Linked DNA regions of Homo sapiens: region 2 is linked to region 1. Evidence: chromatin contacts called from ENCODE Hi-C data. All regions are on one chromosome and are shown on one strand. Each heading gives the region's core, a stretch centred on a gene start or an enhancer-like site at or near the end of the contact. The rest is flanking DNA. Distances are from core to core; before and after follow the strand shown. Region 1 overlaps LOC124902507 (a long non-coding RNA gene). Region 2 has its middle 11 kb from the start of MIR4483.

Evidence for each region. Hi-C counts contacts between places; a loop is a spot of excess contacts on that map. Pooled maps may share reads with other maps.
Region 2: a loop to region 1 is called in a map with no recorded cell type, with 2.1 times the contacts of the local background. The contact joins two enhancer-like sites. A Hi-C loop is called at or near these places in 1 of 168 maps with a recorded cell type or tissue (MCF 10A), 2 of 37 single-sample maps with no recorded cell type and 5 of 50 pooled maps.

What each region holds. Positions count from the first base shown.
Region 1 is chr10:113,954,947-113,958,599 of GRCh38, reverse strand. LOC124902507 (a long non-coding RNA gene) reads left to right here. Exons shown (of 2, transcript XR_007062296.1): 2 at 918-1,238. Among named protein-coding and RNA genes, the nearest start is that of ADRB1, 87 kb to the left of the region's middle. Within about 2 kb of position 1,544, at least 3 of the 41 ENCODE cell types and tissues checked have a DNase peak (open chromatin) inside an H3K27ac peak, as active enhancers do.
Region 2 is chr10:113,787,052-113,790,704 of GRCh38, reverse strand. No RefSeq gene overlaps it. Among named protein-coding and RNA genes, the nearest start is that of MIR4483, 11 kb to the right of the region's middle. Within about 2 kb of position 1,829, at least 7 of the 41 ENCODE cell types and tissues checked have a DNase peak (open chromatin) inside an H3K27ac peak, as active enhancers do.

The DNA of each region.
Region 1 (3,653 bases), core at 295-2,794:
GTTTTTCCTGAAGGGCGCTCCCTGGAGAAATCACATGCCCCGGAATCCCTGTCTTAGGCTCTGCTTCTAGAACCTGAACTAAGACAGGAAGTAGGCCCCTACAGCGATGGCCCTGAAGAGCCTGGATTCCATGGTCTTTTACCTGGTGTCATAAATGGTTCCCCCAAGTCAGTCCAGTTTCTCTAGTTTCCCTGAGAACTTTGCCTGTGGCAGAGGCAGATCACAGAGGCTCCACTCCAGCACAGAGCAGGGAGACAGCAGGTCACACCACTGCCAGTTGAGTGCTCTGCCAGTTGATGGCAACTTTAGTAGGATGGATTCTTCCTAGGATGCACCTATGAGGCAAAGTGTTTTGTCCCAAGGGTCACAGGCTTACAATGATGGGCAGAGAGAAACCCATTTGCTTTGTGCAGACACCTAAAGGACTACTGTGAACGGGCTCTCCCTTACCAGGCTACTGCTGTCATCTGAAGTTCCAGTTTTAGAGATTTAGTTCTTGGTGGCACACAACTATAGTTCTAGCTACTTGGGAGACTGAGGCAGGAGGATCACTTGAGCCCAGGAGTTTGAGACCAGCCTGAGCAACATAGTGAGACCCCCTTCTCTATATTTTTGTTAAAAAGAGATTTAAATCTTTATGTTGAAACACAATCTGACTTATTACTGTGTCAGCCATTAGCAGTTTCACGTGAATTAATTTGTCCCAGAGTCCAGTGTGACAGCTGGTCCAGGCAGCATTGGATGGGGGCAGGGAGGAAAGTTAGGGCCAGAATAGAAGTTTGGGTGAGACGCTCATGCCATGGACTGGGGCAATGTGAGAGGCCACAGCCAAGGTCTGCCCTTTTCCCAGTTTTGCTGATCACAGTGGTAGTGAAAAAAAGATCCATTTTTAACGATCCTCCTTTTCTATTTCGGAGTCATACACAGTGATGGACACATAGCAGGACTTAAAAATGCTTGCTCTGCAACACGAAGACAACGACTGAATGACCCCACTTCCATGAGGTATCTAGAGTAACCAAACTCATAGAAACAGAAGCTAGAAGGCGGTTGCCGGGGTCCAGGGGGAGGAAAATGGAGAACTGTTGTTCAATGGTGATGGAAACGCTTTGGAGATGGGTTGTATAACAGTGTGACTATACTTAACACAACTGAGCCGTGCACTTAAAAATGGTTGATGGAAGCCCTGAAACTCTGTACGTCTATTACGCATCATTAAAAATATTGCTCAAAAAATAGTCGATGGCAAATTTTATGTTATGTATGTTTTACCACAGTATAACATTTTTAAACAGTGCATGCTTTTCAAAGACAATTTGGGCTTTTCATAGAGCAGATCCTCGGGAACTATTTGTTGACTTACTTGCAGAGCACATTCCTTTGGCAAACTCCCAAACCTAAGAGAAAGGCTCAAAAAGAAATAAGCAAAAAAAAGCATAAAGGCCCTGAAGCCCTTCAGAAACCTGTTTCCAAATTCTTCCAGATTCCAACTTCTCCCCTACTGAGGCTGTTCCCAAACCTGTCTCCACACGCCTCCCACTCCAAACCCAACCCTGCCCTGGCCCTGCCACATTTCCAGATTCTCTGTTGCTTCCCTCCTTTCAGATTCTACTTTTATCTTCTCAGATGTTAACTCTTTCCCCATCCAAAGCACAAAAAATTAGCCAGGCATGGTGGCATGTGCTTGTAATCCCCACTACCTGGGAAGCTGAGGTGGGAGGATTGCTTGACCCCGGAAGGTTGAGGCCGCAGTGAGCCGTGATTGTGACCATGTGACTGCACTCCAGCCTGGGTAACAGTGTGAGACACTGTCTCAAAAAAAAAAAAAATTGATTTGTCGTTATCAGTCCGTTTTCACGCTGCTGATAAAGACATACCAGACTTCGGGTAATTTATAAAGAAAAAGAGGTTTAATGGACTCACGGTGCCAAGTGCCTGGGGAGGCCTCACAATCATGGCAGAAGGCAAAAGGCACATCTTAAAGGGTGGCAGGGAAGAGAGAGAACCAAGCAAAAGGGGTTTCCCCTTATAAAACCATCAGATCTCGTGAGACTTTTTTACTACCAGGAGAACAGTATGGGGGAAACCTCCCCATGATTCAATTGTCTCCCACTGGGTCCCTCCCACAACACATGGGAATTATGGGAGCCACAGTTCAAGACGAGATTTGGGTGGGGACACAGCCAAACCATATCACTTGTAGAAAAAGTAATGCTTCAAAGCCTTCAATAGGGAATTGATAAATACATTAACTAACAAAGGAATACAACCAGCTATTAGACAAATGAGAGAGATCTCTGTGTTAGCAGGGAAAGATGATAAGGAAGACAAGGCAGGATATAGAAGAGTGATCCTCCCGCTTTGACTTCTCAAAGTGCTGGGATTGCACCATGCCTGGCCCTGTGGCAGACATCGAAAGGGCTGCTGTGAAGGAACTCTCCCTTACCAGACAACAGCTGTTATCTGAAATCCTACTTTTAGAGACTTAGTTCTCGATAGCACACACCTGTAGTCCCGTCTAAGCTGGAGACAGAGGCAGAGAATGGCTTGAACCCAGGAGTTTGAGACTGCAGTGAGCTGTGATAGTGCAACACGGGGCTGTGCTGTGAGTCCCGCCTACCCCTCCCCAGAGTGTAATCCAGGAAGATTTCCAGAGGAGCCTTGAGAGCTTTGACAATGTGTTAATGCCATTGGGAGACCCTGAAGGCTGGCCTCTGTCTCCATGGACTGGGGTCTAAGTGCTGTGAAAAAAATCTGAAGGCCGGAGAGGACTAAGTGTTTTGGAGGTGCTAGGGAGCTGCTGGACTGGGGATTCCCTGCTCCCCACATCTGCGGGAGCAGGAAGGCAGCTGTAGGGCTACTATGGTCTGAATATTTGTGTGCCTCCAAATTCATGTTGAAACTTCATCCCCAAAGCAACAGTATTGAGAGAGGTGGTGCCTTTAGGAGACGATTAGGCCATGAGGCTCCACCCCTCAAGGATGTGATTAGTGCCTTATAAAAGGGCTGAAGGGAACTAGTTAGGCCCCCCTTTTTGCCCTTCAGCCCTTCTGTCGGGGACAGAGCATTCGTCCCCTCCAAAGGACGAAGAGACAAGGTGCCATCTTGGAAGCAGAGGACAGCCCCCACCAGACATAAACCCACTAGGGCCTTGATCTTGGGCTTCCCAGCCTTCAAAATTGTAGGATATAAATTATCATTGCTGATCAATTACCCACTCTGTGGTATTGTGTTAATAACAGCAGGAATGGACTAAGAGACCATGATGTGTCTGGTCCAGGAGGCCCCAGCTGTGGGACACTGGGGGGTAACCTGGAAGTGTCTCAGGTTGACGAGGGGGCCATTGGGGATGGAGATGTATTTGCCCCATCAAGGGAACTCCCCCTCACAGGGGAGAGGGGCCAGCGGGGGATTTCTGAAAAGGCCCTGCAAGAGCATCAGCCTTAACAGTCTGCCAGAAACGGGAGCAGGGCCCAACTTGGGATGCCCCATTGCAATAGGAACTGTCTTCTGCCTCTGCTTCTCTTTCTCTGATGCCCTTTGACCCTCCACCTGGCAAGCAGTCAGGAAGAGAGTAAAGATCAGAAGAACCCATCATGCTTCCCACCCAAAAATAGTTCCACCCTGGGGAGGGAGGGAAGACATTCCTTTTA
Region 2 (3,653 bases), core at 580-3,079, 170 kb after region 1:
AACATTCACCTTCTTAAAGAGTACAATTCAGTGGTTTTAAGTATATTCATGTAGTTGTACAATCAACCTCGCTATCCAATTTCAGAATTTTTTTTTTTTTGAGATGGAGTCTAGCTCTGTCACCCAGACTGGAGTGCAGTGGTGCAATCTCAGCTCACTGCAACCTCTGCCTCCCAGGTTCAAGCGATTCTCCTGCCTCAGCCTCCCAAGTAGCTGCGATTACAGGTGCCCACCACCACACCCAACTAATTTTTGTATTTTTAGTAGAGATGGGGTTTCACTGTGTTGGCCAGGCTGGTCTCAAACTCCTGACCTCGTGATCCCCCTCCCTTGGCCTCCCAAAGTGCTGGGATAACAAGCATGAGCCACCGCACACAGCCCAATTTCAGAATATTTTAATCACCCCAAAAAGAAACCCATTAACAATCACTTCATTCTCCCTTCCCCCATTCTCTGGCAACCAGTAATCTACTTTTTGTCTCTATGGATTTGTCTGTGCTAGACATTGTATATAAACAGAATCATGCAATATGTGACCTTTTATGTCTGGCTTCTTTCACTTAGCATGATGTCTTCAAGGTTCATCCATGTTGTAGCATGTATCAGTACTTCATTCTTGTTTGTTTGTTTTTTTTCTTGAGACAGAGTCTCACTCTGTCACTCAGTTCGGAATGCAGTGGCACTATCTCGGCTCACTGTAACCTCCGCCTCCCAAGACTCAAGTGATCCTTCCACCTCAGCCTCCTGAGTAGCTGGGACCACAGGTGTGTGCCACCATGTCCAGCTAATTTTTTATATTTTTGATAGAGACGGGATTTTGCCATATTGCCCAGGCTTGTCTCAAACTCCTGAGCTCAGGAGATGCATCCGCCTTGGCCTCCCAAAATGCTGGGATTACAGGCATGAGCCACCATGCCCGGCCTCTTTTTTATGACTAAATAATATCCCATATTATTTATTCCATGAATATATCACATTTTATTTATCTATTCCTCAGTTAATGGACATTTTCACTTTTTGGCTGTTATGAATAACGCTACTATGAACATTCATACACACGTTTATGTGTGGACATATATTTTCATTCTACAAGGGAACTTTTTACCCCTAAACAATTTTCACACCTGTATCCTTAATTAGGCTATCACCTCCCTGAGGGAACATATTTTATTCCTGTTAATATCACCAGTGCCTGACAGTCCCCTGAACCCAGAAGATGCTGGAAAAGTGATGACAGTGACAGCCGACAGGGATTAGGGAGTTCTACAGGACGCTTGAGAACTTCTTTGGCCCTCCAGTTACATTCTGGTGGCTGTGCACTGGGGGTTTGACCTGTTCTAGAATATTAAGTGAATCCTATTCATTCTTCAAGACATGAAATCCCTCCCACTACATCTCTGCACCCCAAATATATCCCTCCCTTGAAGCTTTTTCCAAACCAACTAGATAGAATTAGTCTTTAAGCCTTTTGTGTTTGTAACATTGAGTTGTGACTTTAACAAAGGATTTAGGATAATCATATTTGCCTTGTAGGTATCTATGTGTATGTTTTTATTACCTTCACTTGATGACGAGGTCTACAAAGCCAAGGATTCTTTATTATCTCCTGTCCAGAGGACTAGCCTAATGCCTTTGTCACTAGAAGTATGCATTAGTTTTGTATTAACTTGAGTATAATATAGAGCCAGATGGCCAACTCAAAGGAGGGTTATGAAACGCGTTTACTAGTCATAACAGAAGCTGCCACAGAATTCCCCTGGCTCCCGGAACCACAAAAGGAACCACTTTTGTGATTCTTCTGGGCAATAGGCCCAAAGATGAATGCGTGTTACTGAAATGAGAGATGTATAAAAACGCTGAGTCATTCTATGAGTCATTCCAACATGTTCCCTGTTTTTACTTTTGGAAAGTGAGCTCCATGTCTGATCCTGTCTGCACCGCCGTCCCTTGCTGGATTATTCTCTTCCAGAGCTCAGTTTCAGCTCCTCTTTCAGGACGCCTGTGGTCTCCAAAGCCAGTCTTTCTGGTCTGAGTTCTGGCTCTGTCTGGTACTAGCCATAGCCCTGAGCAAGCGATGTATCTTCTCTGTGCTTTGTCTCCCCATCCGAAACCCGGGGACAATAAGAGTCCTGGTCTCGCAGGGCTGTTTTTTGTTTTGTTTTTGTTTTGAGAGAGGGTCTCGCTCTCTCACCCAGGCTGGAGCGTAGTGGCAGTATCTCAGCTCACCGCAACCTCCACCTCCCGAGTTCAAGCTCAAGCGATTCTCCTGCCTCAGACTCCCGAGCAGGTGGGATTACAGATGCCCGCCACGACGCCCAGCTTATTTTTGTATTTTTGTAGAGACAGGGTTTCTCCATATTGGCCAAGCTGGTCTTGAACTCCTGACCTCAAGTGATCCACCTGCCTCGGCCTCCCAAAGTGCTGGGATTACAGATGTGAGCCACTGCACCTGGCCCACAGGGCTTTTATAGGAGTCAGTAGAGTGTTTGAATATTGCCCGGCAGATAGAAGGCACTCTCTGCATGTTAGTCATGGTTGGCATTCTGTTCCATCACGATCTCCTTCCTTTCTGAACCCTGCTATCACCATGTAGTTTGATAGTTCATTGTCCTCTGATTTTTCTTGGAGAGTGATTTTACACTGCCTCTAATTATTTTTCTGGTGGTCTCACCTATCCAGAACATACTTGAGAGCCAAGAGGCAAGCAAATGGCAATACCTCCACCGCCACCACCACCACTAGCACCAAGGCAACTGAGAACTCTAAATCAGTGTCACAGAACCCCTGGATTAAGAACCAACATCTTTACTCATAAAACCTCTTGGACCTACACTCAAAGCCTATTGATTCCTAGTGTGTATGGTTAGAACAAGCTGCATCCTCTGCTTTTGCAGCCCACAGCATAAACAAAGCAGTCTAGGATCAATTGGCATAGGTGGGAATAGTCCCCCACAGCTCAGTACTCCTTAGGAAATATTTAGAGTGTGGTAGATACTTAGAATGCCCATAACCATGTCCCTGAGTGGGAGGAGTTTAAGAATACAGGAAAGTGTTAAGAAATTTTAGAAAGATTATGATTCATATAAGCTAAAAATTAAACTTACAGAATAGTGCCATCTCAAATCATATCAGGTAAACAAAAGATCATGGTATGCTCAACTTTTCTCTTCCTCACTGTGTAGTAAGCTCTTTTTAAGAGAGTTTTAGATCTTCTATTTCTTTTATGTCCCCATAACAGCACCAAGCCTATTAACTGCTGCATAGGAACCTTAGAAATCTCTTAATTGTTGAAAAAATAGCTTACATTAAAAAGGCCCGGCATGGTGGTTCATGCCTGGAATCCCAACACTTTGGGAAGCTGAGGCAGGCAAATCACTTGAGCTCAGGAGCTCGAGACCAACCTGCAACGTAGTGAGACCTCATCTCTACAAAAAACACACACACAAAATTAGCCAGGTGCAGTGGTGTTTGCCTATAGTTTCAGCTACTCAGGAGGTTGAGGTGAGAGGATCGCTTGAGTCTGGGAAATCAAGGCTGCAGTGAGCCAAGATCCTGCCACTGCACTCCAGCCTGGGTGACAGGAACAAGACGCTGTCTCAAAAAAAAAAAAAAAAAAAAAAAAAAAAAAAAAAAAGCCCATAGCTTGATTTTCA